Linked DNA regions of Mus musculus: region 1 is linked to region 2. A link is a loop called in an ENCODE intact Hi-C map of the cell type or tissue named here. Cell type or tissue: gastrocnemius. All regions are shown on one strand. Links, peaks and the distances in the headings refer to the core of each region. The heading gives the core; the rest is flanking DNA. Region 1 has its middle 46 kb from the start of Gm40275. Region 2 has its middle 11 kb from the start of A230098N10Rik.

Region 1 (15,466 bases), core at 5,250-10,249, 1.3 Mb before region 2:
TCTCTGAGTCTAGAAGAGGGTTTAGATCCCCTAGAACTAGATTGACAGATGGACGTGACCCACCATGAGGATGCTGGGAGTTAAACCTGGGGCCTCTGCAAGAACAGCAAGTACTCTTAACCACTGAGTTATAACATTTTCAATCCAGGAGAAGACATCCCCTAACATGCCCACTTAGAAGCTCCAAATGGCAAATTTACCATTTACTTCTAGCCCTTGGGAAATGAGAGGAAATTGGCCTTCACACTGAAAAGTATAAAAACTAAAGGGGTGTCCCTAGGATCTGTTAACTTCAGGCTGACTGTGTGGTTCAGTTTCTATTTCTTCTATCTAATGCTCAAAGCCCAAGGAGGGTGGGTCTTCCCATCTCAATGAGCCCAGTCCAAACTCTCCCTCACAGGCACACCTGTACGTTTATCTCTTAGCAGACTGTTGATAGTGTTGAGTTCACATCAGGAGAGGTCCTCAAACACCTTCAGGCCATGAATTTTAGTGTCTGGATTGATGGTCCCATCATTAAATGCAAAGGGAATACTTTGATTAACCACTTAGGCTTCAAACCCACCACAAGGCCAGATTGTGGTGCATGCCTGTAAGTGCTCCACTCTGGAGGTTGACATAAAAGGACTAGAATGAGTTCAAAGTCAGCTTAGGATATCTAAGTTTCCAGACATCCTGGACTACTGAATGAAAGCACATCTCGAAAGTCCATCCTGTTCAATTTAGAATTTCCATGTGATGAAAGATCTTAAGGATGGTGTGTAGATGGAGAGGAAAAATGGAGCCAAAAAACAAAAGATACAGTAATGAGATCTCCCAAAAGAAAGGGAGGGGAGAATGTAGCTAAACCTTATTGCAGATCATTAACACTGAAATATAAGGGAACTCAGCACTGTCTGCTCAATTTCCCATGAATGTAAAAACTGGTCAGTTTCACGTTTGTGTGCGTGTGCATTTGCATGTTAGGATACATGTGCAGGGGTATGCCTGCTTATGGGGCCTGTGTACACGAAGGTCCAAGTCAACCTCAAGTGTCATTCCTCAGGTGCCACCCACATCTGTTTGTTTGTTTCCTTGTTGTTTGTTTGAGACAAGGTCTCTCTTTGGTCTGGGGATTGTCAGGAAGTCTAAATTGGCTGGGCAGTGAGTCCCAAGAATACCTGTCTTTACCCTCTACCCCTAGTGCTGGGATTACAAGAGTTTGCTCGGAACACAGATCTCTTACATAACTGTAGGGAGCAAAGTCAGGTCCTCATGCTTGCAAAGCAATCAAGTACTTTACCAACTCACATATCTTCTCATCCCTTAAAATGACTTTGAAGCAGTCTGTTCTTTGACTTAATAACTAGAAAGTTGTGAGAACTGAGAAGCATTGATATGTCAGTGTTATGACTGCAGAAGCCCAAAAAAATAGCTGAATTAAGTACATTCAAAAATGCCAAGTATGGAAAGGAGTTCTAAAGCCTGCCCCAAATAAAAGAGTTATCATATCCAAGTGAGCAGGAGGCAAAGAACTGGTGTGCTATTAGAAATACTGGGCACCAGGAAACAGAATAACATTATTTTATGTGCTAAAAGAAAACAACTGCCTATCTGGATTTAGACAGTGAAACTACTCAAAAATTTATCATCAACTGAAAATTTTCATCAAGCATAAACACAGTACACCTACTTTGGGATGGCCAGAACTTACAGAATGACAATGATCATAAATATTTGGGATTCGTTCAAAGAATCTTTGGATGGTTGCTATGACAGCGACTTGCACTGTAATATCCAAAATGAATTCAAGATCACCCAGTACCTTCCCCCTTCGAAAAGGACTTTCCAAACTGAACTAACAGGCAAAGTACAGAGCCAGATAAGGAAGCTGGCTGACTAAACAAAAGTAGAAACATAGTTTTAGTGGTCAAAATGATTAAGCCTGAAGCTACCAAAACAATATTAGCTGTTCTCAGAGAAATAACCGTAACAAGATTAGCAATTCTCCTGCCCCCCCCCCCACACACACACTGAATTCTGACAAAGACCACAAACCACCCTGACCTTATTGCGAGAATTCCTGTGACATTAATACCTGTGACTGACCCATAAGTTCAAAATGTACTATTACTTTGCTGACTAAATCATATTAACCCACCATGGGGGCAAACAAAGTGACTCACTAGGCCAAAGGGTTACTTAGTCACTATACAAACCAACCAATGCCTAAAAGGGTTACTTGCTACACCAATGAAAACCCTGTTGTTCAAATCTGCCCCTTACAAAGTGTGTTCTTTCTTTGTTCTTGGTCTCTCCTCTGGCCTGTGTGCTGGGAGGGGAATCCCCAACAGGGTGGATCAATAAAAATCCTCATGAGTTTTACAGCGATGGCGGCGGTCTCTGTGGCCCTTGTGAGTGAGGGTCTTTTGACGAACTACACCAGCACGTCAGCGTTTACTACAGCAATGTTCAAAACTACGCTATAGAATCAACTATGTCACAACAGTGGAGGAATGGATTTTAAATATGTGTGCATACACAATGGATTCTGTCATGAAGAAGAACAAAGTTACACCATTTCAGGGAAAGGGATGCAACTGGAGCTCATATTAAGCAAAATAAGCCAGCTCAGAAAGACCAACATCAAATGATTTTTCTCATTTGTAATTCCTAGATTTAATATAGATGTGTAAAATCACCTATGTCAACAGGCCTTTGAAGTAGAAATGAAATTACCTAGAAGAGTAAATGGAACTAATGGGGAGCGAGGAGGAGCAAAGTGGGGAGGAATGGGGGGCTGTGCTCAATGTTCAGCCTAACATCTGAAAATGTTCTCCTGTAACACAGTGCCATATACAGTAGATTTACACAGTGAAAGTAAAATAGTGCATGATGGTCTAAACATAACACAATGACCAGTACATTATACCATAATAATAACAAAGCAGAGAACTGCCATGGACATATCAATGGTGCGGGAAAAGAACCCAATATCTATGCATGTTTTTTAAAAGATACTCACCAATCAGAAATACCAGACAACTTCCTTAAACATGCCTTGGTTCAAATGTTGTAATCCAAAACCACAAGGTAACAGTAGTTACCATGTTAGTGGGAGGTAAGTTAGTGGGAGTTAGCTATGGCATGAGATGCAAAACTACAAAACGTTGTAGAAAGTGAGTAGTAAATAAGATGTTCCTTGTTCAGGATTAGAAGGTTTGATGCTAAAATTGTAACAGTATCAAAGCAATCTATAGATTCTATAGGGATGCTGTCTAAACTCTATCTGTGGAGAGCCTTTTGGGGTGCCGCTTGGCAGGAATCTGACATTGAACCTGACAAGGAAGTAAGCTCAGGCAGGAATCTGACATCAGGGCATGATAAGGAAGTAAGTTTAGGCAAGCATTTAACTCTAGGCTATAATAGGGAAGTAGGTTAAGGCAGGAATTTTATTCTTAGGGTAGAACAAAAGATGTAGGCTTCAGGCAAGATCTGGGGTTTGAACAAGGAAGTGGGCTGAATTATTTTGATCATTATGACTAGCCCCCTTTAAACAGCTGTCTCGGAAATAATCACAGGACTTTGCTTACTGCCTTGCTAGTTCCTTATTGTACTGCTCACCCTTAATGCTTGCATGTAAATAAACTGGTGTAAAAGTGGATTGGAAACATTAAATTTGCCTTCAGTCTCAGGATTGACTGGGGTCATGTTACAATGTTGTCTAACAGTCTTTTCCTTTTTAATCCTCACTCCTGCGCTGGAGAACCTGTTGGCTGACTGAGCGGGCTTGGTCACCTCTCCAAACACCAATGAACTTTTTTGCAGAAATGAGACCCCGTCCTAAAAATAAGGGAATCACAAAGGTCCTCAAGAGCCAAAAAGAAATCTTGAAAAAAGAATAGTTAAATAACTCAGTTTCTGGGGGCTGGTGGGATGAGGGTAAGAGCACTAACTGTTCTTCTGAAGGTCCTGAGTTCAAATCCCAGCAACCACATGGTGGCTCACAACCATCCATAATGAGATCTGATGCCCTCTTCTGGTGCGTCTGAAGACAGCTACAGTGTACTTAAGTATAATAATAAATAATTTTTTTTAAAAAATTCAGTTTCTGTTTTTAAAACTGTGTACAAATACAGTAATCAAAAATAATTGTACAACTGGCATAGGGACAGACTTTTACAGTCAATGGAATTTAACACTGAAAATCAGCTGATTCTCTGCAAAGACACCTTGACCATTCAATTGAAAAATAAATAAATAAATAAATTTTAATAAATGGTTCAGACACAACTTGAAGACCACATGTAAATGAATGAACTTGGGCCTTTACTTTGTATCATATTTAAAAATGAATTTGAGAGGGCTCTGACTGCTGGAGCAGGTGAGGGCGCCATCTTGTGCCCTGGGTCCCTCAGTGACCAGTCTGCACAGGTGAGAGTGTGGACTGCAGAGCGACACAGCTTCTGGGACAGGCAGAAACGACACAGCTTCTGGGACAGACCCCGTTTCAGGCTCCAGACATCCAGGAACCTTCCCCGCCAGAGAAGAGGTGTCTGCCTGGTAGGGCTCTGACTGCCATAGGCGGTTCCTCAGAAAATTGGACATAGTACTACTGGAGGATCCCACAATACCTCTCCTGGGCATATATCCAGAAGATGTTCCAACCGGTAAGAAGGACACATGCTCCACTATGTTCATAGCAGCCTTATTTATAATAGCCAGAAGCTTGAAAGAACCCAGATGCCCCTCAACAGAGGAATGGATACAGAAAATGTGGTACATTTACACAATGAAGTACTACTCAGCTATTAAAAAGAATGAATTTATGAAATTCCTAGGCAAATGGATGGATATGGAGGGCAGCATCCTGAGTGAGGTAACCCAATCACAAAAGAACTCACCAGATATGTATTCACTGATAAGTGGATATTAGCCCAGAAACTTAGAATACCCAAGATATAAGATACAATTTGTGAAACACATGAAACTCAAAAAGAACAAAGACAAAAGTGTGGACACTTTGCCCCTTCTTAGAATTGAGAACAAAACACCCATGAAGGAGTTACAGAGACAAAGTTTAGAACTGAGATGAAAGGATGGACCATCTAGAGACTGCCATATCTGGGGATCCATCCCATAATCAGCCTCCAAACGCTGACACCATTGCATACACTAGCAAGATTTTGCTGAAAGGACCCTGATATAGCTGTATCTTGTGAGACTATGCTGGGGCCTAGCAAACACAGAAGTGGATGTTCACAGTCAGCTATTGGATAGATCACAGGGCCCCCAATGGAGGAGCTAGAGAAAGTACCCAAGGAGCTAAAGGGATCTGCAACCCTATAGGTGGAACAACAATATGAACTAACCAGTGTCCCCCGGAGCTCGTGTGTCTAGCTGCATATGTATCAGAAGATGGCCTAATAGGCCATCAGTGGAAATAGAGGCCCCTTGGTTTAGCAAACTTTATATGCCTCAGTACAGGGGAAAGACAGGGCCAAGAAGTGGGAGCTGGTGGGTAGGGGAGTGGGCGGGAAGGGTATGGGAAACTTGAAATGTAAATGAAGAAAATACCTAATTAAAAAAAAAGAATAGAGAACAAAATACCCATGAAAGGAAATACAGAGACAAAGTTTGGAGCTAAGACGAAAGGATGGACTATCCAGAGGCTACTCCACCCGGGGCTCCATCCCCTAATCAGCCACCAAACCCAGACACTATTGCATATGCCAGCAATATTTTGCTGAAGGGACCCTGATATAGCTGTCTCCTGTGAGGCTATGCCAGTGCCTGGCAAATACAGAAGTGGATGCTCACAGTCATCTATAGGATGGAACACACAGGGCCCCTAATGGAGGAGCTAGAGAAAGTACCCAAGGAGCTAAAGGGATCTGCAACCCTATAGGTGGAACAACAATATGAACTAACCTGTATCCCCTGGAGCTCATGTCTCTAGCTGCATATGTATCAGAAGATGGCCTAGTTAGCCATCAGTGGAAAGAGAGGGCCATTAGTCTTGCAAACTTTATATGCCTCAGTACAGGGGAACACCAGGGCCAAGAAGTGGGAGTGGGTGAGTAGAGGAGCAGGGCGTGGGGAGGGTATAGGGAACTTTCAGGATAGCATTTGATATGTAAATAAAGAAAATATCTAATAAAATAAAATAAAAAATAAAAATAAAAAAATAAAAATGAATTTGAGCCGGGCAGTGGTGGTACACGCCTTTAGTCCCAGCACTTGGGAGGCAGAGGCAGGCGGATTTCTGAGTTCGAGCCCAGCCTGGTCTACAAAGTGAGTTCCAGGACAGCCAGGGCTATACAGAGAAACCCTGTCTCAAAAACAAACAAACAAAAAATGAATTTGAGATAGAGTAAAAACCTAAATCTAAGAACTAAAGTTATGAAAGTCTTTACAAATGAAGAAAAAGGAGAAGGAGGAGGAGGAGGAAGAGAAGGAGGAAGAAGAGAAGAGGAGGAGGAGGGCGTAGGGAGATGGTTCACCAGGTAACAGCACATACTGCATTTCAGAGGACCTCAGTTTAGTTCCCAGCATCTATGTCAGATGGTTCATGATAGCCTGTAATTCTAGCTCCAGGGCGATCCAATCCCCTCTGGCTTCTGCTGGCACCTGTGCTCATATTCTTACACACAATTACATACATACACAATTATACAAACACACAATTTTTTTGTTTTTGTTTTTTTTTTGTTTTTTTTTTTTAGAGACAGGGTTTCTCTGTGTAGCCCTAGCTGTCCTGGAACTCACTCTGTAGACCAGGCTGGCCTCGAACTCAGAAATCCACCTGCCTCTGCCTCCCAAATGCTGGGATTAAAGGCATGAGCCACCACACCCGGTTACAAACACACAATTTTAAAAATAATAAAAGCAAACCTAAACAAGAGAAAAAAATGTAATGGCTAATCTTATGTAGACTTGGCTAGGCTATGGAACCCAGTTGTTTGGTCATATATTAGCCTAGAACATTTCTTTGACAGTAATTCTTACATATGATTAACATTTAGAATCAGGACACTTTAAAGCAGATTGCTTTCCATACTGTGTGTGGGCATCACCCAATCAGCTGAAGGCTTTAAGAGCAGAGACCAGAACTCCCTGTAGAGAAGAATTCTTCCACAGTAGTGAAGCACAAAAGGTGTATCCATTTTCCTCGTCTGCCCTTTCCTGCATGTTTGGGACTCAGAACAATGACGCTAACTTTTACCTGCGTTTGTCTAGGAATTTCAGAGGAGCCATGAGAGGGGTGTGTGTTTGTGTGTGTGTGTGTGTGTGTGTGTGTGTGTCTGTGTGTGTCTGTGTGTGTCTGTGTGTGTGTGTGAGAGAGAGAGAGAGAGACAGACAGACAGACAGACAGACAGACAGACAGACAGACTTAGAGACAGAGACAGACATACAGAGAGACAGAGACAGACATAGAGACAGAGAGAGAGAGAACAGCAATCTGGTCTCTGTTCCAGATTTTGAAGTACAGAACTAAAAAATCCCTTGTGACTCCAATTAATGTTGAGGGTGTCTGTTAAGCGAGATACAAATATAGATTCGCTCCTATTCTTTAATTGAGGAAGCTGGAACAATCTTCATTCTAAAATCTAATTAAGACCTGACCAGTCCCCCCTCAGCCCATGACCCGCCTCTGTCCCCAGGCCTCCTGGTCCGACCTTGATAGGATTACAAAGAAAATGCTGTTCCTACAGGGAGATGGTAAGAGGGTGGCACGTCCACTCGGCCTGGATGAGGGAGGCAAACTGCTCCACCTCAACCATCAGCTCACCAGGAGCTCGCGATGGAGGCGATGGCCAATAGGAGGGGGCGGGGGTGAGCGTGGCAGCTGGCAGTTGTTCTGTTGGATCAGACAACTTGTGGCTGTGCCCTGCGCAAGCCTGTGACTGGCAGAGCCGGTGTGAGAAGAAGAGACAATCCTTCCTCGCCGCCCGGATAATCAAGAGTTTTGGCCGAACCTTTGAGTACGCATCGGGATAGTGAGGAGCACAGACCATGGCGCTGAAATGGATTAATAAGGAACTTAGTGTTTTGTTCCCACCCCCCTCTAAGATGGCTAGCCATTGTAAGGGGGGGGGGCAAAACACCCATGGAAGGAGATACAGAGACAAAGTGTGGAGACTGAAGAAATGATCATCTAGAGACTGACTCAACTGGGGATCCATCCCATACATAGTCACCAGACCCAGACACTTTTGTGAATGCCAACAAGTGCTTGCTGACAGGAGCCTGATACAGCTCTCTCCTGAAAGGCTCTGCCAGTGTCTCACAAATACAGAGGTGGATGCTCACAGCCATCCATTGGACTGAGCATAGGATCCCCAAGGAAGGAGCTAGAGAAAGGACCCAAGAAGCTGAAGGGGTTTGCAGCCCCATAGAAGGAACAACAATATGAACTAGCCTCCAGAGCTCCCTGGGACTAAACCACCAACCAAAGAGCACATATGGTGGGACTCATGGCTCCAGCTGCATATGCAGCAGAGGATGGCTTAGTTGGACATCAATGGGAGAAGAGGCCCTTTGTCCTATGAAGTCTCTATGCCCCAGTGTGGAGGAATGCTAGGGCCAGGAAGCAGGAGTGGGTGGGTTGGTGAGCAGGGGGAGGGGGAGGGGATAGGTGGAGGAGGGGTTTTTCGGAGGGGAAACCGGGAAAGGGGATAACATTTGAAATGTAAATAAAGAAAATATCCATTTCGGGATAGCATTTGAAATGTAAATGAAGAAAAATCTAATAAAATTTGGGGAAAAAAAAAGAAAGAAATTATCCAATAAAAAAAAATAAAAATAAAAAAAGAAACTTAGTGATTTGGCCCGTGGCCCTCCAACACAATGCAGGTCCAGTTGGAGATGACATGTTTCATTGGCAAGCCACAATTATGGAACCTAATGACAGCCCATATCAAGGTGGTGTATTCTTTTTGACAGTTCATTTTCCTACAGACTCACCCTTCAAACCACCTAAATGGGTTGCATTTACAAGAATTTATCATCCAAATATTAACAGTAATGGCAGCAATTGTCTTGATAGTCTAAGATCACACTGGTCTCCTGCTTTAACTGTTTCTAAAGCTCTTTTATCCATTTGTTCACTGCTATGTGACCCAGTCTCAGATGACCCCCCCCCCCCAGTGCCAGAGATTGCTCCGATCTATAAAACAGACAGAGATGGATACAACAGAATATCTCGGGAATGGTCTCAGAAGTATGCCGTGTGATGCTACCTTACAGTCGGCATAACCTGCATTATAGCTGGAATAAACTTTAAATTACTGTTCTCTTTTTTATTTTCTTATCCACCTGCTCTCCTATCAGACCTCATCTTTTTAATTTTGTTTTTTGTTTACCTCCCTCCATTCATTCACATGCTCATCTGAGAAGACTTAAGTGCTTCTAGCTTTGGACAATAACTGCTTTTAGAAATGTAAAGTAGTTACAAGAGAACAGTTGCCCAAGATTCAGATTTTTTTTTAAACCTAGAGCATGTGTATTATGTGGCCAATGTCTTCACTCTAACTTAGTTATTAGATGAAACCAGTCCTCAATGCTCTACCATGCTGAAGAAGCCATCTGAGGGGGAGGGAGATGGATGCTCAGCTGTCACATCAAAGCAAGCAGCACTGTTCTAGCAGCATCCGTTCTTGTTTAAACCTTCCACTGTTAGAGATTGGAGGTCACATGGTGTACGTTACGCTCATAACTGATGTGGCTGGAGAACTGGTACTAGATTATAGCATCAGCAGAACAGAAAATGTGATGTATTTTATGCATATCAATAAAGGAATGACCTGTTCTTGTTCTACAAAGAATGGAAATTGGAAGTCAAACACCCTTTGTATTCCAAAATAGGGTCCCAAAACATTTATGTAATTTTCATTTAAATTGTTAGGAGGTGTCTTAGTCAGGGTTTCTATTCCTGCACAAACATCATGACCAAGAAGCACTTGGGGAGGAAAGGGTTTATTCAGCTTAGTCTTCCACATTGCTGTTCATCACCAAAGGAAGTCAGGACTGGAACTCAAGCAGGTCAAGAAGCAGGAGCTGATGCAGAGGCCATGGAGGGATGTTCTTTACTGGCTTGCTTCCCCTGGCTTGCTCAGCCTGCTCTCTTATAGAACCAAGACTACCAGCCCAGAGCTGGCACCACCCACAAGGGGACCTCCCCACTTGATCACTAATTGAGAAAATGCCTTACAGCTGGGTCTCATGGAGGCATTTCCCCAATTGAAGCTCCTTTCTTTGTGATAACTCCAGCCTGTGTCAAGTTGACACACAAAACTAGCCAGTACAGGAGGCTTGGAGCTATTAGTTTATCTTCCAATACTGTTTAATGTAGCACTGAATAAATTATGCGAGTTGTCAATGGATGAGTGATCAACTAATAATTGATCTATTTTTCCTCAATAAACTTGCATAAACCAATGAATTAGCTGCCTGGGTTAATCAGTATGGGAAACAATCCTTTGTAAATACAAAGCTGGTTTTATAGATACTGTTGGGATTTGCTTCATTGTTTGACATCAAATGATGATGTAAAGTTCAGTAGAGTGAATATATTGCCATGTTCAGTTAAAGTGCACAGTCTGTTACATATTGACACATTGCTTGACCTGATTTATGCATAATTAATAAGCTATTAAAATAGTTTAGCTTTAATACACTGCACATGATTCTGGCAGGCCTAGAGTTCATGAATGGACTTGGGACTCAGCAGTTCTGAAATGTGCATATAGACTTTAAGAAATTTATCTTCCCTTCTAACTAAAATTTTCTTCATCTTGTACACTTAACAGCTGAAAAGATTTTGTGTGTGTGTGTGTGTGTGTGTGTGTGTATAACTTGAGACTAATAATTGGTCAAAATTTGTGAAACAAAGTATTATTTTGGTGAAAGAAAAAAAAACAAAAAAGACCTGACTAGTTAATATATTTCACATACATAGATGCAGAAATCCCAAACAAATTATCAGCAAACTGAATCTAATAAATCAAATAAAAGAGTATTGAGACTAACATTATAAATATATGTATACTAGGAATTCACAGTTGCCTTCTTATCTTACATTCTCATGTAATTCAGTACACTGACTGAACAAACAAGAAAATAGCATATGACCATGTAAATAGAGACAGGAAATATACTTACTATTTAGCACCCAGTATAGATTAGTTTTTAAAATTTAAAAAACTAACACCAACTCTTGTTAAAACTCCCTTGATTTGGTAAAACATTTGAAAAACTACAAAAAAGAAAAACTGGTGAATTATGGAATTTTTTCTTGACTTAATAAAAAATATGACAGATGCCACAGCTCCTGTATATCATACCTGAAGTTGTGATCATAAAAACAAGTAGAATAAAACATTAAGATTGGAAACAAATAATAAAAAATAACAGAAAATAAAGTTCTAGTGAAACTTAGCAGGGCCCTCCAAGCAGGTCAATATGAAAAGATCTGTTATAGATTCAGGTTTCAGCATCATTTAGCAAACAGTATAATATTAATATTTATATTTATAATATCTTACCAGGCCTGGGAATGTAATGGTGGACTGCTTGCCTAGCAAACATGAGAGCCTTGATTTGATCCAAGGCACTAGAGAGAGAGAGAGAGAGAGAGAGAGAGAGGCAGACAGACAGACAGACAGATAGAGAAGTTAAATAGGTAGATAGAGAAAAGTAAAATGCCAAACTAACCCAGACATTCTGTGCTTCCTGATGATTATCATGATCAAGAAATATGGCTTCCTTTTCCACCAGAAAACAAATTCTGATAAATCTTAGATCCAACTTCCTCCTGATTCATGTCCATGTACTTGTGATCGGCTTATTTATGAAGGGAAGAGGTTTATTTGACTTCATGGTTCTGGAAGCCTAAAAGCCTAGAGCTAGCATGTCCTGAGCTCTGGATGGGGTCTCTGCATAGCTTCAGCTTAGAGCAGAGGCAGAAGAGCCAGTGGGTGGATGTGTGAGACAATGGGATTCCAACTCCTGTGGCAGCTAACCTGGTCCTCAGAGAGGAAGGAGCCATGCCTGCAAGACCTTACCCAGTCTAGAAAGAGAACAATTAGTCTCTCTTGAAGGGTACACTTTCCAATCCTGCTCCCCTGGCAAATGCATTTCTAGAAGAGTTTTGGAGAAATCCCAACTCAGAGGAAGTACCAGAGGCAGCAGAATGTGTCAAATCATGTGAAGGGGGTGTTATAATTTTTCCTAATTAAAATTGTATGCATGTATACAATAAAATATAACCATACTCTCCTACCCTCCAAACTTCCCCCCACACACACACACACAAATGTCCACCTTCCAATTTCATGTTTTATTTGTTTCTTTGATAATCCACTAAGCCCAACTAGCACTACCCTTATATACATGATTACCCAGCATGGGTATTTAATCAACAAAATGTTGACTGTGAAATCTAGAGATATGACACTTTTCTCCACTACATAAATGGAACAAATAGAAGGGAAAAAAAGAGAAACTGTAGACTAAAGGAGTCAAGAAACATGGCGTTTAATCTCAACACGTGATACTGAATCCTGCTAAATAATAATTCATGTCACTACATGACTACTGGAATTTAAACACAGATGTGTGTTTGAGGTATTAAGGAACTTTTCACATTTTATTGTTACATTTTAGATGTAGTAATGATATTATAATAATCCATTGTTCTTGTTCTTTTTTTCCTTGCAGAATGGAGGCAGAAGCTCAAACTATATGCACTAAAATATTTATCATGACATTATCTGTGATTTGCTTCAAAATAATGTAGCAAGGGTTGAAACAGAATGAAAGGTTAGTGAGGAGTCAACAGACAAAATTTTCTCCTAAACTGAGAATAGAACATAAGACCTTGCATAAGCTAGATGCATTACCAATTTAATTTGCCTGAAATTAACCTTAATAAAAAATCAAGGAAAAATGGACCAGAGATGTAGTTCAGGGGTAGAGGCATGGCACTTCAGGTTTCTGGATGGATGCGGGGTGCAATGGCATGCAGATGGAGTCCCTGCCTGCAGCAAGGTAATCCAGAATGGTGGATCATAGTGACTTCAAAGCCAGATTGGATCCTGAGACTCCATCTCTTTTTTTTAATTTAAAGACTTATTTAATTTTATGGGCAAGAGTATGTTCCCTGCGTGCGTGTGTGCGTGTGTGCATGTGTGTGTGTGATGTGTGTGTTAACTTTATATTTGTGTCTAAGTGGCTCACTCCTCTTACCCTTATACTCTACTAGAAAGACTAAATAGCTATCTAGAATTTGAGAAGGGCTTCAATTCCTACCTCACATCATCCACAGAAAGTAACTTGATTTGAATCTTAGATGTAAATATGAAAGTAAAGGATTCCTATGTGCTATCTAATATCTATACCTAGCAGAGAAATCCTGTTTGTAATATTCAATGAGGTCTTTCAAATCACTGTATAAAGCAGTAGCCACCCAACCATTAGAAATATACTGAGAGTCAAGTGACATGGCTCAGCAGGTAAAGACACTTGCCGTGCAAGCCTGGTGACCTGAGCTCAGAACCGACATAGAGATAAAGAATAGAAGAAACTCCACATGTGAACAATGCCAAATTCATCAACACATCCAGACATGTATGCACATACACAAATTAAAAGTGCACAGATGGCTTGAATAGGCAGTTTACATGAGAATTTCCAAATGGATAGAAAATGTGAGAAGTTGCTCACCATTTCTGGTCATGGGGGAATGAACATGGAACCACAATGAGATATAACACACTCACTGGACTGACTGAAAAAAAAAGGTGGGTGTGTCAAATCTGGGCAAGATGACAAGACTATGGGGAGGCAGACACTCATGGTCTACTCACAGGAGAGGAAACTCAGGAAAGAGGCATAGCCTACTAACATTAACCATGGGCACCACATCTGCAAACAATTCCTCTTCTGTTGGAAATAAAAATCCACACCAACAAAGTTGCCACTTACAATTAATGCCCCAAGATCTTCATTGTTTTGTCATATATGAGTATAAATCTTTCTTTGCAAAGTGAACTCCCTTGGCTTTCTGCCTCCCATGTGATGGACAATATCCCTGCCCCTCTTAACTCTTATCACATGATTTCCCCCAAAGTTCTATGTATGTCGGTCTGAATGTCTTCCTTCAGCTAAAGTTCCTGGGCAGCACTTATTCAATATCTCATACACTCTTCCTCAATGTCTTTTTAATAATATGATCCTAAAGCTACTACTAATATTACCACCATCTCCTCCTTTTGACCTTGCCCTCCTTGTTCTACTATTTCTCCTTTTTCATTCCTCTTCTTTTTTTTCTTCTTTCTTTTCCTCTTCTTTCTTTTTTTCCTCTTCCTCTTCCCTTCTTGGCTTATGAGACAGTAGTCCTTGCTCTCCTGGAACTCACTATGTGTGACAGGATGACTTTGAATTCACAGAGATCCTCCTGCCTCTGCCTCCCAAGTACTGACATAAAAGGTGTGCTCCACCATGCCCGGCCTAAAGCTTCTTGAAATGAATTAAGAGAAAGACATCTATGGGAATTGTATCAACTCCCCCTACCCACTGTTCATTCCCTCAGTTGGCCCAGAGGCTAAGCATTTATACAAACCTATAGGGGTCCAGCACAGAGAGAAGAAGTGGGTTTTGAGAGAGTGGCTGTCACATACCTCTGTCTTGGCTGCCACCTGTGTCCAGTTCCAATACCTAGAAAAAAACACCAGATGCTACCAATCAAGAAAGTAAGTAGAATAAGGCTGAAATTGAAACTGTCCAGCAGTGGGATACAGAGTATACAAAATGGCTCCATTACTCAAGCCCAATTAAACTAACTGAGCTCAACAACTCTCAACTCAACTCAACTCAACTCAACTCAACTCAACTCAACTCAACTCAACTCAAGAGTCTCTGTCTCCAGAGTTTCTCTACATGACATCACAATAGCTACTTCAAGGTAAGACCAGTCATTGTACATTGCAGCCAATGACCTTCCCTGGGGCTGCCCCTGGCTCTCAGAGCCCTTATATCCCAAATCTCAGGGAAGAATCCATCTATGAATCTCCTGAGGTCCAGCTTGACAAAGTGTCATTAAGGAAGGAGTGATGAGGAAAGTTTCAAAGTCCTCCAAAGTGGCTTGGTCAGAGTCACACCTTCTCTGGAGCTGGCCACTGTCCTAAATTTGGATTAGGTCCCGTGCCATACATTTCAAACTGCAGGTTAGAAAGCAGAGTCAGGAAGAGTTAGAACAGTTGGAGTCGGAACCCTCATGCCCTATGAGGTGCTAGGTTTTCTTAGTTCACAGGTCTCCATTTTCCTTAGTTGCTGTTGATCTGGGATGTATCAAATCGATTAGTGGCCTTAGAGAAACACCTTAGCCTAGGAACTACTGACTTAATGCCAAGTTTATCTGTATTTTTATTTTGGAGTAACCACAGAAGCTGCAGTAATAGTTCAGTAAATACCACTTACCCTTTGT
Region 2 (15,466 bases), core at 4,270-9,269:
TGAGGTTTAGGATCTTCAAAAGATTTAATTCCTAGTCCCTTCTTTTTTAGCCCATGTCCAGAAAAAGGTCCCTGTCTGAGTGTCTGCTTAGTCACCATCTCATTAGGACTGTACATTATAAACACCCATCTGTGACAAGAGATCTATTCCTCATAGAGTTACAGGCAAAATCGACATAACATTCGGCTGAATTTGTCCTGATTTGCCTTCCCCACCTCTCCAGGTTAGCAATCTGGAGCTTCGTTTTGGATTACTACAGTAACCAATTCCTTGAAGGTGAGTAAGCATATCCGTCAAAGGCCAAGCTGAAGGCCAATCCTGTCCTCTAATAATTGTTACATCAGCTCCAGTATCTATCAATCCTTCAAAGCTTTTTATATCAAATGCCAGTTTAAGGTTAGGTCTTTGATTAGTAATAGATTGAACCCTATTCACACCAGAGGAGTCAAAGCCACCTTGTCCTCTCTCATTCTTAACAAATCTGGATGGTGGTGGATGTAGAGGAATTAAAACAAGTTGAGCAATTCTTTGATTAGCGGGTACAGTTATAACACTATGACGGGAAGCAGCTATGATTTTAATTTCTTCCTCATAATCATTATTTATAACACCTGGATAAATCTGCAGGCCTTTTACAATAGAACTGCTTTGTCCTAAAAGAAATCCACAAGTTTCTATAGGTAGAGGTCCAAAGACTCCAGTAGGCAGAGTTTGGACTCCCATTTCTGGGCTTAATACTGCATGGGTGGTGGAACAGAGGTCCAATCCTGCACCTCCTGGTTTTGCTCTGACAAGTTCAAAAACATCTCTGGCTGCGCAGCAGGTTCATGGCCCCATAAGCTGTTTTCTGTGGGTACGTCGGGGCCTGGGGCTGGCCCCTCCTCTCGTTTCTCAGCAACGGATGGCCCAGAATGCCTAGCTTGGATTTGCACACCTTAGCCCAATGGTTGCCCTTTCTACACCGGGGACATGTTCCTGGGACACGGCCTGTTTGCCCACTCTTGGCACCTCTGTTCTTAGGACAGTCACTTTTAAAATGACCCAAACTTCCACACTTAAAACATGCATTATTCCCTCATTTCCGCTAGAACCTTGCAATGCGGCACCAAAAGCCAAACCCTGATAATCATGACGGCCGATCTCTGCACAAAGATGGACATATCCTGCTAAATCTGTTTGTCCTTTGTGCGGCTGGATAGCAGCATGACACATTGCGTTAGCGTTCTCATAAGCCAATTGTATAACAAAAGGACTTCCCGTGTCAGATTTTCCAAGGATTCTACTAGCTGCTATTAATAGCCTTTCCACAAAGTTCTGGTAAGGCTCATCAGGACCCTGCCGAATGTTGGCTAAACTCCCACCAACATCCCCTCTAACCGGTAACTGTCCCCAAGCGTGGCGGGCAGCCGCAGCAGTCTGCACATACACTCCAATGGGAAAACCAGTCAGATTAGCCTGGTCCTCATATGGACCTTCTCCCAGAAGCATGTTACTATCCCAGTCTGGATTACTGGTCTGATCATTTAAAGTGGCAGCTTTCTTACTGCATCTCACCATTCAGAATCCCAAAGCAAGAAATCTCCTCCTGACAAGGTAGCCTTACATAGTCTTTCAATCTAGGGGGGTAAGTGTGACTCCGTGACCATATCCAGTAATGCTTGTGTGAAAGGGGCTGAAGGACCATATTGCACAACAGCTGTTTTTAACTCCTTTATTAACTTGAAATTCAAAGTCTGGTATTGTCTGTTTCTAGTATCTTGCTGGTCAATTACCACGATGACAGGAAAGACTAGCACATCAGATGTATCCTGTCCTCTCCCATGAGCCTGACTCACAGCTTTTCCTAGCGGTGCTTGGTACATTTCAGAAGAGTTACTCCTTCCTGTATCTGACATCCTTTTTAGCTCCCGAAGCTCATTAGTCAATTTCTGCGGCCTAACTTCAAACTCTAATTTGCTTAGTTGCGTGTCCCTCTGAGTAGCATCTCCCATGGTGGAGGCTACAGGTGAAGCGGGAGACTTGGCAAGGAGGCCAATCCTCCTCAAAATATTTGGCTGCTCCTCTTTCTGAGTGATCTTCTTTGTCTAAAATTAGCTCATCATCAGACTATATCAAATTTAGAGTTGAGAGGACCCTTTTCTGAGAAGACCCTCTCTGACAGGCACTCTTCCTGAGATTCATCAAGCTCTGCCTGGGTACTATCTGACCCCTGCGAGATCACCTTTCAATAGCATCTTTTATGAGCGCCCAGAGGCAAAGGGTGAAATTATCTGCCTGAGTGATTTTCAAGGCTTTTCCAATTTTCTCCCAGGTTCTGATATCTAATGTTTTTTCTTCCTTGAACCTTGGGCAACAAGAATCTATCCTATCTAAAAAATTTTCTAACAATTGTACTTCAAGCCCTACTCCTCTTGCCCGAAGCAACTCTTGAAAACTGCGGACAATGGCGTGATTCATTTCTTTTTAAAACCCTTTTCCTCTCGCCTGAAGCAGAAGCAGCTTTTAAAAGCTTCGGACAACCGCCTGATCAGTTCGTAGTTCTGATAATTTGCTGCTGACCTAAGTGAATCCAGCACTGGGTTAGCACTGATTCACGCTTAGACAGTATCCTCCCGCGCCTCTAGCAACACTTTAATAGGGCTACCATGTGTACCTGTTGCTTTGCTGCCTGATACTATCCTTTTCTTTTTCTTCCCGTGGAGCTTCACACAAAACAGCGTTCCTTCAGCGTCTTCCTGACCTTCCTCAGGTCCCGGTCCCGGCACCAGATTGTTGCAAACCGTCACGCAGCTCACATGGACAGGGTACACCTGAGTGGCAGGCCAGGGCTGAAAGAGGGGAACTTGGCAGTTGAGAGAAAAATGGAGCTAAGTCAAGATTCCTGATCAAAGCTCAAATGTTTAATGGCAAATGTGCTTATAAGGGGGTGGGAGGAGGCCCATTCCCACTAATTCATTCTTGGAGTGAAAGGAAATAAAACTTGAGACATGTGATTCATGTAATTTATGTCAAATAGCCCAAAGAGTTGTTTGTGAGCTTTGAAACCTGGGGCTAAGAACATAGTAGAACAGGCCAGGACATGCCCGGGCAAGATATGTCCTGACTGGCCTAGTGCCTCCCTATCTCCCGCCCTTCTGATAGTCTGTTGATGTTTAAATGGACCAATCATGTGAAACCGGGCCAATTCCCCCCAGCCCCACCCCTTTTCTTTAAAAACCCCTAGCTTCTAAGCCTCGTGGTCGAAACCACTGTCTCCTGTGTGAGATACATTTCAAACCGGAGCTCCGCCATTATGGCTCCACCATGTGGTCGACACCTCTGTCTCCTGCGGGAGATATGTGTCGGAGCTCCGTCATTAAACTACCTCATGCTTTTACATCAAGATGGTCTTCTGTTTGTGATTCTTGAGCGCACGCCGAATCGAGAATTGAGTGGGGGTTTCCCCACTAGGTTCTTTCAGGAGCCCAGCTGCAGTGGACAGTGTGCAGGATGGGGTGTAGTCTCCCAGCAGGTATCTTGAAGGGCAACAGTGGGAGTGGCTGAGCAATAGAGTGATCTAGGGAGGAAGGTTCTATCCTAGGTAATCTCCTTGGTGGCAGAAAGGTCAAGGTCTGGCTCAGCCTGCTTCAGGCTGGGGGGAGGTTACAGTAACTCAAGGAGGAACCCTCACAGTCATTCAAGGAACCCACACAGCCCATCAAAAGAAGTCCTAACAACCCTTCAAGAAGGAACATTCAAAGGCCCCCAAGGAGGGACCCTCAAAATCCCTCCTAGAGTAGCCATTACAGTCATTCATGGAGTATCCTTCAAAGTACTTCAGGTACTAGCCCTCACAGTCCCTAAAGGCGGAGCCCTCGAAGTCCTCCAAGGATGAGCCCTCAGAGTCCCTCATGGAGGACCCCATGCTGTCCCAAAAGTAGGAGCTCTCACAGTCACTTAAGGAACCCACACAGCCCATCAAGGAGAAGTCCTCGCAGTCCTTTAAGAAGGAACCCTTGAAGTTCTTTAAGGATGAGCCCGCACCATCCCTAATGGAGGACCCCATGCAGTCTCTCAAGGAGGAGCCCTCACAGTCACTCAAGGACCCCACACAGCCCATCAAATGAAGTCCTGGAAGGCCCTCAAGGAGGCAACAAGTCCTCACAGTCACTCATGGAGGGCCCCATGCAGTCCCTGAAGGAGTACTCCTCACAGTCACTCAAGGAACCCACACAGCCCATCAAAAAGAACTCACAGTCCTTCAAGAGGGAACCCTTGATTTCCCTCAAGGAGGCACCCTCAAAATCCCTCCCAGAGTAGCCATTACAGTCGCACATGGAGTAGCCTTCGAAGTACTTCAGGTAGAAGCCCTTGAGGTCCCTCAAGGCAGAACCCTCGAAGTCCCTCAAGGATACGCCCTCACAGTCACTCAAGGACCCTACACAGCCCATCAAAAAGAAGTCCTTACAGTCCTTCAAGAAGAACCCTCGAAGGCCCTCAAGGAGGCACCCTCAAAATCCTTCCCAGTGTAGCCATTACAGTAGCTCATGGAGTAGCGAGGGCTTCTCCCTGAAGTACTTCAAAGGCTACTCCGTGAGCGATTGTAAAAGCTACCCTGGGAGGGATTTTGAGGGTGCCTCTGTGAGGGACATTGAGGGTTCCTTCTTGAAGGAACTTCGAAGCTCTTCAGGTAATAGGCCTCGCAGTTCCTCTAGAAAGCCTCTAAGATCCTCAAGAATCCTCTAAGTCCTTCAAGGATGAGCCCTCACAGTCCCTCTTGGAGGACCCCATGCATTCTCTCAAGGAGGAGCCCTCACAGTCACTCATGGAGGACCCCATGCAGTCCCTCAAGGAGGAGCCCTCACAGTCACTCATGGAGGACCCCATGCAGTCCCTCAAGGAGGAGCCCTCACAGTCACTCAAGGACCCCACACAGCCCATCAAAAAGAAGTCCTCATAGTCCTTCAAGAAGGAATCCTCGGAGTCCCTCAGGAATCACCCTTAAAATCCCTCCCAGAGTAGCCTTACACTTGCTATGTACAATTTTCTGAGGAATTGCCAAACTGATTTCCAGAGTGGTTGTACCAGCTTTCAGTCCCACCAGCAATGGAGGAGTGTTTAAGAATTTCATTAATATGTTGCTTTCAATAGCTGAGTAGTACTCCATTGTACCACATTTTCTGTATTCACTCCTCTGTTGAGGGACATCTGGGTTCTTTCTAGCTTTGGGCTATTATAAATAAGGATGCTATGAATATAGTGGAGCATGGATATATGCCCAGAAGAGGTATTGTTGTATCTTCTAGTAGTACTATGTCCAATATTCTGAGGAACCACCAGACTGACATCCAGAGTGGTTGTACAAGCTTGCAATCCCACTAGCAATGGAGAAGAGTGACTCTTTCTCCACATCCTCGCCAGTATTTGCTGTCACCTAAATTTTTTATTTTAGCCATTCTGAGGGGTGTGAGGTGTAATCTCAAGGTTGTTTTGATTCACATTTGTTGGATTTCTGTATATTAAGCCATCCCTGCATCCGTGGGATGAAGCCTACTTAGTCATGATGAATGATCAGTTTGATGTGTTCTTGGATTTGGTTTGTGAGAATTTGAGTATTTTTGCACCTTTATTCATTAGGCAAACTGGTCTGAAGTTCTCTTTCTTTGTTGGGTCTTTGTGTGGTTTAGGTATCAGAGCCTTTGTGGCTTCATAGAATGAATTGGGTAGAGTACCTTCTGTTTCTATTTTGTGGAATAGTTTGAGGAGTATTTGAATTAGGTCTTCTTTGAAGGTCTGATCAAACTCTGCACTAAACCCATAACGTCCTGGCCTTTATTTTTTGGTTGGGAGACTATTAATGACTGTTTCTATTTCTTTAGAGGATATGAGACTGTTTAGATCGTTAATCTGATTCTGATTTAACTTTGGTACCTGGTATCTGTTTAGGAAACTGTCCATTTCAAGTAGGTTTTCCAGTTGTTTTGAGTATTGGCTTTTGTTGTAGGATCTGATGATTTTTTTGGATTTCCTCAGATTTTGTTATGTCTCCCTTTTCATTTCTAATTTTGTTAATTAGTATACTGTCCCTGTGCCCTCTAGTTAGTCTAGCTAAGGGTTTGTCTATTATGTTGATTTTCTGAAAGAACCAGCTCCTGATTTGGTTGATTCTTTGTATAGTTCTTTTTGTTTCTATTGGGTTGATTAGAGCCCTAAGTTTGATTATTTCCTGTTATCATTGAGTACAGTGTTGTTCAGCTTCCAGACAAATGTGAGTTTTATATTTATGTTGTTATTGAAGATCAGCCTTAGTTCATGGTGATCTGATAGGGTGCATGGGATTATTTCAATCTTCTTGTATCTGTTGAGGCCTGTTTTGTGACCAATTATATGGTCAATTTTGGAGAAGGTACCATGAGGTAATGAGAAGAAATATCCTTTTGTTTTAGGATAAAATGTTCTGTAGATATCTGTTAAATCCATTTGTTTCATAACTTCTGTTAGTTTCACTGTGTCTCTGTTTAGTTTCTGTTTCCAGGATCTGTCCAATGATGAGAGTGGGTGTTGAAGTCTCTCACTCTTATTATGTGAAGTGCAATGAGTGCTTTGAGCTTTACTAAAGTTTCTTTAATGAATGTGGCTGCCCTTGCATTTGGAGCATTGATATTCAGAATTGAGAGTTCATCTTGGAAGATTTTTACCTTTGAAGGGCATGAAGTGTTCCTCCTTGTCTTTTTTGATATCTTTGGGTTAGAAGTCGATTTTATTCGATATTAGAATGGCTAATCCAGTTTGTTTCTTGGGACCATTTCCTTGGAAAATTGTTTTCCAGCCTTTCCCTCTGAGGTAGTGTCTGTCTTTTTCCCTGAGGTGGGTTACCTGTGTGCAGCAAAATGTTGGGTCCTGTTTTTGTAGCTAGTCTGTTAGTCTATATCTTTTTATTGGGTAATTGAGTCCATTGATATTAAGCGATATTAATGAAAAGTAACTGTTGCTTCCTGTTATTTTTGTTGTTAGGGTTGGAATTTTGTTCATGTGGCTATCTTCTTTTAGGTTTGTTGAAAGTTTACTTTCTTGCTTTTTATAGAGCTTAGTTTCCCTCCCGGTGTTGGAGTTTTCCCTTTATTATTCTTTGAAGGGCTGGATTTCTGAAAAGATATTGTGTGAATTTGGTTTTGTCCTGAGTATTTTGGTTTCTCCATCTATGTTGATTGAGAGTTTTGCTGTGTATAGTAGCCTGGGCTGGCATTTGTGCTCTCTTAGGGTCTGTATGAGAAACCTTGATTCAGGTCATCATGTGAATAACTAGAGCCTATGGCTACAACTTCCCAGAAATTGTCAGAAAGCAATTTAACCTGGTACCAGCAATTTTCAACCACCAGCAAGAGTTGGAGGTATTTATGGACTGCTTTCAAGAAGGAAAGTCACCAAGGGGCTATGTCCTTGTAGGTCAGCCAGGAGGCTGCTTATAAGAACCAGGGCATTGAAAGCCAACCCCTTAGCCCCAAAGAGGCTGGCCATTTGCTATCTGGGCATATATGGTCCCTCCTGCCAACTGGAGAAACTCCGTACCAATCAATATGCCAGTGTGTGTTTGCAGGCTTCTGCAGTCGGGTAGCAGGAAGTGTGGAACTGTGTGTTCGGTGCATCCCGGGGCATGTGGTAGATCGCAGCAGCACAGGTCATATGGTAGAAGTCTGTGAGTCGCGAAGCGACAGAGGCGATGGTCTGCAGCAGCAGTGGAAATCTAGGAAGTGGATGATGGCAGGTTTCAGAGGATAGAGTCCACTTGGTGTAGCAGTGATGGCGGTGGCGGCTGTTCATGTGGCTTTGGTTCTCCATGGTCGCCTGGGCTCTGCAGCTCCTCTGCCTAGTGATTATCGAAATCTTCAGCACCAATGTTGTGATATTTGGGAAGCTTCATAAGGACCATACCAGGCAAAACAGTTCTACATGAGGTTTTTTGAGAGACAGAAGGGCAAGGTAGCGACAAAAATGAGAAGGGGGAGGGAGGGAGGGAGGGAGAGAGAGAGAGAGAGAGAGAGAGAGAGAGAGAGAGAGAGAGAGAGAGAGAGAACACCCTTCCATGGGTGTTTTGTTCTCCCCTTCTCTACGATGGATAGCCATCTTAGAAGGGGGGAACAAAACACTAAGTTCCTTAATAATCCATTTCAGCGCCATAGTCTGTGCTCCTCACTATCCCGATGCGTACTCAAAGGTCCGGTCAAAACTCTTGATTATCGGGGCTGGTGAGATGGCTCAGTGGGTAAGAGCACCCGACTGCTCTTCCGAAGGTCCGAAGTTCAAATCCCAGCAACCAGATGGTGGCTTACAACCATCCGTAACGAGATCTGACGCCCTCTTCTGGAGTGTCTGAAGACAGCTACAGTGTACTTACATATAATAAATAAATAAATCTTAAAAAAAAAAATGATTAGGAAGGATTGTCTCTTCTCACACTGGCTCTGCCAGTCACAGGCTTGCGCAGGGCACAGCCACAAGTTGTCTGATCCAACAGAACAACTGCCAGCTGCCACGCTCACCCCCGCCCCCTCCTATTGGCCATCGCCTCCATCGCAAGCTCCTGGTGAGCTGATGGTTGAAGTGGAGCAGTTTGCCTCCCCCAGCCCGAGTGGGCATGCCACCCTCTTACCATCTCCCTGTAGGAACAGCATTTTCTTTGTAATCCTATCAAGGTCGGACCAGGAGGCCTGGGGACAGAGGCAGGTCATGGGCTGAGGGGGGACTGGTCAGGTCTTAATTAGATTTTAGAATGAAGATTGTTCCAGCTTCCTCAATTAAAAAATAGAAGCGAATCTATATTTGTATCTCGCTTAACAGACACCCTCAACATTAATTGGAGTCACAAGGGATTTTTTAGTTCTGTACTTCAAAATCTGGAACAGAGACCAGATTGCTGTTCTCTCTCTCTGTCTCTATGTCTGTCTCTGCCTCTCTGTATGTCTGTCTCTCTCTGTCTGTATGTCTGTGTATGTCTGTCTCTGTCTGCCTCTGTCTCTGCCTCTGTCTCTGTCTCTGTCTCTCTCTCTCTCTCTCTCTCTCTCTCTCTCTCTCACACACACACACACACACACACACACACACACACACCCGTGTCATTGTTCTGAGTCCCAAACATGCAGGAAAGGGCAGACTAGGAAAATGGGTACCTTTTGTGCTTCACTCCTGTGGAAGAATTCTTCTCTACAGGGAGTTCTGGTCTCTGCTCTTAAAGCCTTCAGCTGATTGGGTGATGCCCACTCACAGTTTGGGAAGCAATCTGCTTTAAAGTGTCCTGATTCGAATGACTTCTCCACTAAGAACAACTCCAGATAAGTCTCACTTTGGACTAATAGTCAGTGACTCACAGCACCCATTTCCCTTTTCAGGTGACGAGACAAACCACGCCTCTGCCACGTCAACAGCAGACTTTTTTGGATCAAGTCACTTCTCAGAAGAAAGCTGAGGCACAGCCTGTCCACCAGGCTTACCAAATGAGCTCCTTTGAGCAGCTCTTCTGTGCTCCATATCATGGATCCAGAGCTGGAATAGCAACTCAGTTTAGCACTGCCAATGGACAGGTGAACCTTTGGGGACCAGGGACAAGTGCTGAATTTTCAGAATTTCTCTTGGTGAATGTAAATGATAATAGAGCTGGGATGACATCTTCACCAGATGCCACAACTAGCCAGACTTTTGGCTAAAAAAAAAAATGTGTAAATAATACTGGCACTTTAGAACAGATTACTCAAGAGTAATTGCTCTGTAAAATGGAGTGCTGTACAGTTCTAAGAGCAGTGCTTTCATAGCAAGCTGATAAGAATAGCAAGATAATCCAATAACTGCATTTTGTTTGGCTAGTCAGCATTCCTTAAACTGTCTTATGCGTCTTCACCGTTAGAGAAGCAAATGCATTACCTGTTTTAGATCAGAACCTTGCTATTCACCCACACCAAGATAAAAGAAAAAAAAGACTTTGGCACAATTGTTTCCTAACTGATAACATTGTACATTCTTAGGAGCGCAGTAATTGTGTGAAACTTCCTCATACTGTTTCTGAGTTTTTCAGCATAGTATTGCACTTCAGCAGGGAATCCGAGGATACGTCACAGCCAGTGAACTTAAAGTTTCAATGTCAAGAGATTATGGCTTAAATATGTAGTTTGTCCTATAGGGGGGAATAAAAAGAAACCACCTTTAAAAATGATATGCCATATACCCTTGGTTTTCATTTTGCATTATTTTGACATGGGTTTTCTTTTGTGAAGAAAAAGTAATAAAAATCTGATAGTCTAAGACTCCATTATTTAAAAGCCTAATTACTTTTAAACTATGCATACTTTCAAACCTTTTACCAAAACACACAACCGCTGAAGCATTCACTTCTCTATGGAAGTATGCATATCGGTGTCAGTTTCTTTGTACAGGTAAACTTAGATATTTTTTATGATTTTTAAATAAATGTATTTTATACACTTCCGTTGACATAGAACACTTAGAATTAATCTGGTATTTTTTGATTTCTCGAAGTTAAAATCATAGATTTTTTTTAGGTTTGATATGGTTGTGTCATAATCATCTTGTAATTGACAATTTTGCTTTTTGGCAATAAAAGAAAGTTGGGATATCTTTGAACTGTAAAACCTAGTTTAATTCTTCTCTTTCTAGACTTTTGATAGATTGGATAATTAAACAGTACCCCAAGAAACTAAAGAAATGGGCATTTTAATTGCTTACTTACGTTACATTTAAGTGAATACTACTCACGACAGTTTTACAAAGCGGAAGTGCTTACTGATTCCAGTAACTGCAATTTCTTTTTCAGCTAGATGAGTGATGGGAAATTTTTTGTTGCATTTCAAAATCTAAATAAACTACAGACTTTATCCTTATACCACGAATGTTTTTTTATATATGTATACTTTGTCTTAAAATAATACAGCATGATACAATAAATAGTGCTTATACATATATACACATATATACATACATATATATATGTATATGTATCTTACATATATACACTTTTATGAAGAATGATGGTTTGAGTTACACGTTGAACAGTTTTAATTTTTGGAGACTAACATCGGCTCTACATCTCTTTTATTTGTTCCACTTTTTTGGGTTTTGTACTTTCCATTTCCGCCATCTTTATCACAGTGCCCCAGTGGTGACCTGAAACCAGTACCCTTGGGAGATGACGCTTTGGGAGATTAACTTCCATTTTGACTTTGCTGTTGACCCTGTAGATCTGTGTGCTTTGTTTCAGTGTTGAGTATTTTATCCATTTAAATTATTTTTCTTTTATTTAATGCTATCCCAAGACTGTTCTCATAAAGAAGGGAACAAAGAAATATCCTCCCCCAGTGTCCTTCACTTACACTCATTTATTTTTTAAAATGTTGGTATTTTTATGACAAGGAATATGTTATGTTTATGTGGTTTCCTCTACACTTTGTTATGAAACTTTGCTTGAAATCATAGTTTTCCCGTTTGACAGCTTTGCTGTCAGATCTTCAAGAACTTTAGACTTCTTTGAAGTGAATATTTTAAGTTCTGCCATTATCGATCTGAAGACTGATGTGTGTCTGTGGCGCATCACATAACCACAGGAACGCTTCATCAGATGAGGTGTGATGGGACCGTGTGCACCCTAGATGGGTGCTTGTATTTTTCTCATAGTACTTTTGACAAGAACAGACATTTATCTCCTAAGTTGAGCCTGATTAAAAACACAGTGTAGTTCCACTGAGCACTTGATACATCTCTTGTACAGTGTAAGGGTCTGTTTTTAACATCACCAGCACAGTTTTAAGAATGTGACGGTTGCTGAGCGGTTTAGGTCAGCTTAGGAAGAAAAAGCCTTTGAAAATGGAAGTTCTGTAAACAGAATTTCAGGTGTTGCATTCCTGTCTTAAACACATTTTTTTAAATCCACACAACGGCAGACTTTTTTACCAGGTTCTAAGCATTTGAGATAACTGATAGCCAGCATAACTTACTGACTTACCAGTTAAGTATAGTCATCACTTACTGTGAAATTCCAGATGCCTGCCAGGCTCAGCTTGTATCTTCATCCTTCAAAGGCTGTGTCCTGGATTTCCTGGATGTTTTGACTGGTCTCCAAGGGACCCAGGACACAAGATGGCTCTATCACCTCCTCTGAAAGTCAGAGCCCTACCATGCAGACACCTCTCCTCTGGCAGGGAAGGTGTCAGGATGTCTGGAGCCTGAAATGGGGTCTGTCCTAGAAGCTGTGTTGTTTCTGCCTGTCCCAGAAGCTGTGTAGCTTCTGTACTCCGCACTCTCACCTGTGCAGACTGGTCTCTGAGGGACCCAGGGCACAAGATGGCTCTCTCACCTACTCCAGCAGTCAGAGCCCTCTCAAATTCATTTTTAAATATGAGATGAAGTAAAGGCCCAACTTCATTCATTTACATGTGGTCTTCAAGTTGTGCCTCAACCATTTATTAATGTGTATTTATTTATTTATTTATTTTTGCATTGAATGGTCATGGTGCCTTTGCAGAGAATCAGCTGATTTTCACTGTTAAATTCCATTGACCCTAAAAGTCTGTCCCTGTGCCAGTTGTACAATTATTTTTGATTAGTTTGTACACAGTTTTAAAAACAGAAATTGAGTTTTAAAAAATTTATTTATTATTATACTGAAGTACACTGTAGCTGTCTTCAGATGCACCAGAAGAGGGCATCAGATCTCATTATGGATGGTTGTGAGCCACCATGTGGTTGCTGGGATTTGAACTCAGGACCTTCAGAAAAACAGTTAGAGCTCTTACCCCCTGAGCCATCCCACCAGCCCCCAGAAACTGAGTTATTTAACTATTCTTTTTTCAAGATTTCCTTTTGGCTCTTGAGGACCTTTGTGGTTCCTTTATTTTTAGGATGGGGTCTCATTTCTGCAAAAAAGTTCATTGGTGTTTGGAGAGGTGACCAAGCCCCCTCAGTCAGCCAACAGGTTCTCCAGTGCAGGAGTGAGGATTAAAAAGGAAAAGACAGTTAGACAACTCTGTAACATGACCCCAGTCAGTCCTGAGACTGAAGGCAAATTTAATGTTTCCAATCCACTTTTATACCTTTTTATTTACATGCAAGTATTAAGGGTGAGCAGTACAATAAGGAGCTAGCAAGGCAGTAAGCAAAGTCCTGTGATTATTCCCGAGACAGCTGTTTAAAGGGGGCTAGTCATAATGACCAAAATAATTGAGCCCACTTCCTTGTTCAAACCCCAGATCTTGCCTGAAGCCTACTTCTTTTGTTCCACCCTAAGATTAAATTCCTGCCTTAACCTACTTCCCTATTATAGCCTAAAGTTAAATGCTTGCCTAAACTTACTTCCTTATCATGCCCTGATGTTAGATTCCTGCCTGAGCTTACTTCCTTGTCATGGCCAACGTCAGATTCCTGCCAAGCGGCACCCCAAATAGCCACAGATAGGGATTATACAGCACCCCTATAGAATCTATAGATTGCTTTGATACTGTTGCAATTTTAGCATCAAACCTTCTAATCCTGAACAAGGAACATCTTATTTACTACTCACTTTCTACAACGTTTTGTAGTTTTGCATCTCATGCCGTAGCTAACTCCCACTAACCTACCTCCCACTAACAAGGTAACTACTGTTACCTTGTGGTTAGGATTACAACATTGGACCCAAGGCATGTTGAAGGAAGTTGTCTGGTATTTCTGATTTGTGAGTGTCTTTTAAAAAACATGAATAGATGTTATAACTGGTGAAAGTGCCAATAATAATGAGCTTCTGAGAGCTAAGCACTAAATAGGACATCTATATTACTCCCCCCAAGGCTCAGAAAATACTGTAGAAAAGGGGCAGAAAGAATGCAAGAAGTAAGAACTGAAATGTTACAGAATATTTTCTTCCAGACAGCTACAGCTATTGCACTCTTGTACTTTCGGGAATGAAAGTGGGATAAGAAAGGGTTGTAGGTTGTAGAAAGGGTTCTTTTCCTGCACCATTGATACGTCCATGGCAGTTCTCTGCTTTGTTATTATTATGGTATAATGTACTGATTATTGTGTTATGTTTAGACCATCATGCACTATTTTAATTTCACTGTGTAAATCTACTATATATGGCACTGTGTTACAGGAGAACATTTTCAGATGTTAGGCTGAACATTGAGCTCAGCCCCCCATTCCTCCCCACTTTGCTCCTCCTCGCTCCCCATTAGTTCCATTTACTCTTCTAGGTAATTTCGTTTCTACTTCAAAGGCCTGGTGACATAGGTGATTTTACACATCTATATAAAATCTAGGAATTACAAATGAGAAAAATCATTTGATGTTGGTCTTTCTGAGCTGGCTTATTTTGCTTAATAGGAGCTCCAGTTGCATCCCTTTCCCTGAAATGGTGTAACTTTGTTCTTCTTCATGACAGAAAGAATCCATTGTGTATGCACACATATTTAAAATCCATTTCCTCCACTGTTGTGACATAGTTGATTCTATAGCGTAGTTTTGAACATTGCTGTAGTAAACGCTGACGTGCTGGTGTAGTTCGTCAAAAGACCCTCACTCACAAGGGCCACAGAGACCGCCGCCATTGCTGCAAAAAGCATGAGGATTTTTATTGATCCAACATGTTGGGGACTCCCCTCTCAGCACGCAGGCCAGAGGAGACACCCAGAACAAAGAAAGAACACACTTTTTATACCTTTGTAAGGGGCAGATTTGAGCAACAGGGTTTTCATTGGTGTAGTGAAAGAACCTAGTGGGGAAACCCCCACTCAACTCCTGATTCGGCGTGCACCCAAGAATCATGAACAGACCTTCTTGATGTAAATACACGAGGTAGTTTAATGGCAGAGCTCTGGGTCGAAATGTATCTCACGCAGGAGACAGTGGATTCGACCACGAGGCTTGAAAGCTAGGGGTTTTTATAGAAAAGGGTCTGGGGCCGGGAGAGGAATTGGCGCGGTTTCACATGATTGGTCCATTTAAATATCAGCAGACTGTACATGCAGATAACATTTAACTTAGGTCAGAAGGGCAGGAGATAGGGAGGTGCTGGGCCAGTCCTGACATGTCATTCTCTTTATCCTTATGGCCAAGCAGCCTCAGGAATGTCTTAATGACGGGCCTGCCTGGGCATGTCCTGGCCTGTTCTGCTATGTTCTCAGCCCCAGGTTTCAAAGCTCACAAACAACTCTTTGGGCTATTTGACATAAATTGCATGAATCACAGGTCTCAAGTTTTATTATCTTTCAGTAGCAAGTAACCCTTTTAGGCATTGGTTGGTTTGTATAGTGACTAAGTAACCCTTTGGCCTAGTGACTCACTTTGTTTGCCCCCATGGTGGGTTATTATGATTTGGTCAGCAAAGTAATAGTACATTTTGAACTTATGGGTCAGTCACAGGTATTACTGTCACAGGAATTCTCGCAATAAGGTCAGGGTGGTTTGTGGTCTTTGTCAGAATTCAGTGTGGGGTGTGGTGGAGGGTGGG

The links. A loop is a pair of places that touch in the nucleus more often than their neighbours do. Peaks named below come from ENCODE experiments on the same cell type or tissue, not always from the same donor. Only the 100,000 strongest peaks of a DNase experiment are listed, where the experiment ranks them.
Region 1: a loop joins it to region 2, with 32 times the contacts of the local background. A loop is called at or near these places in 4 of 42 quality-filtered maps.

Annotation. Positions count from the first base shown.
Region 1 is chr5:31,350,092-31,365,557 of GRCm38, reverse strand. It overlaps the pseudogene Gm19457. Among named protein-coding and RNA genes, the nearest start is that of Gm40275, 46 kb to the left of the region's middle. In gastrocnemius, for the core only: no CTCF peak of the experiment used is centred there; a DNase peak (open chromatin) is centred at 7,772.
Region 2 is chr5:30,033,948-30,049,413 of GRCm38, reverse strand. It overlaps a transcript of Tyms not described here. Among named protein-coding and RNA genes, the nearest start is that of A230098N10Rik, 11 kb to the right of the region's middle. In gastrocnemius, for the core only: no CTCF peak of the experiment used is centred there; no DNase peak of the experiment used is centred there.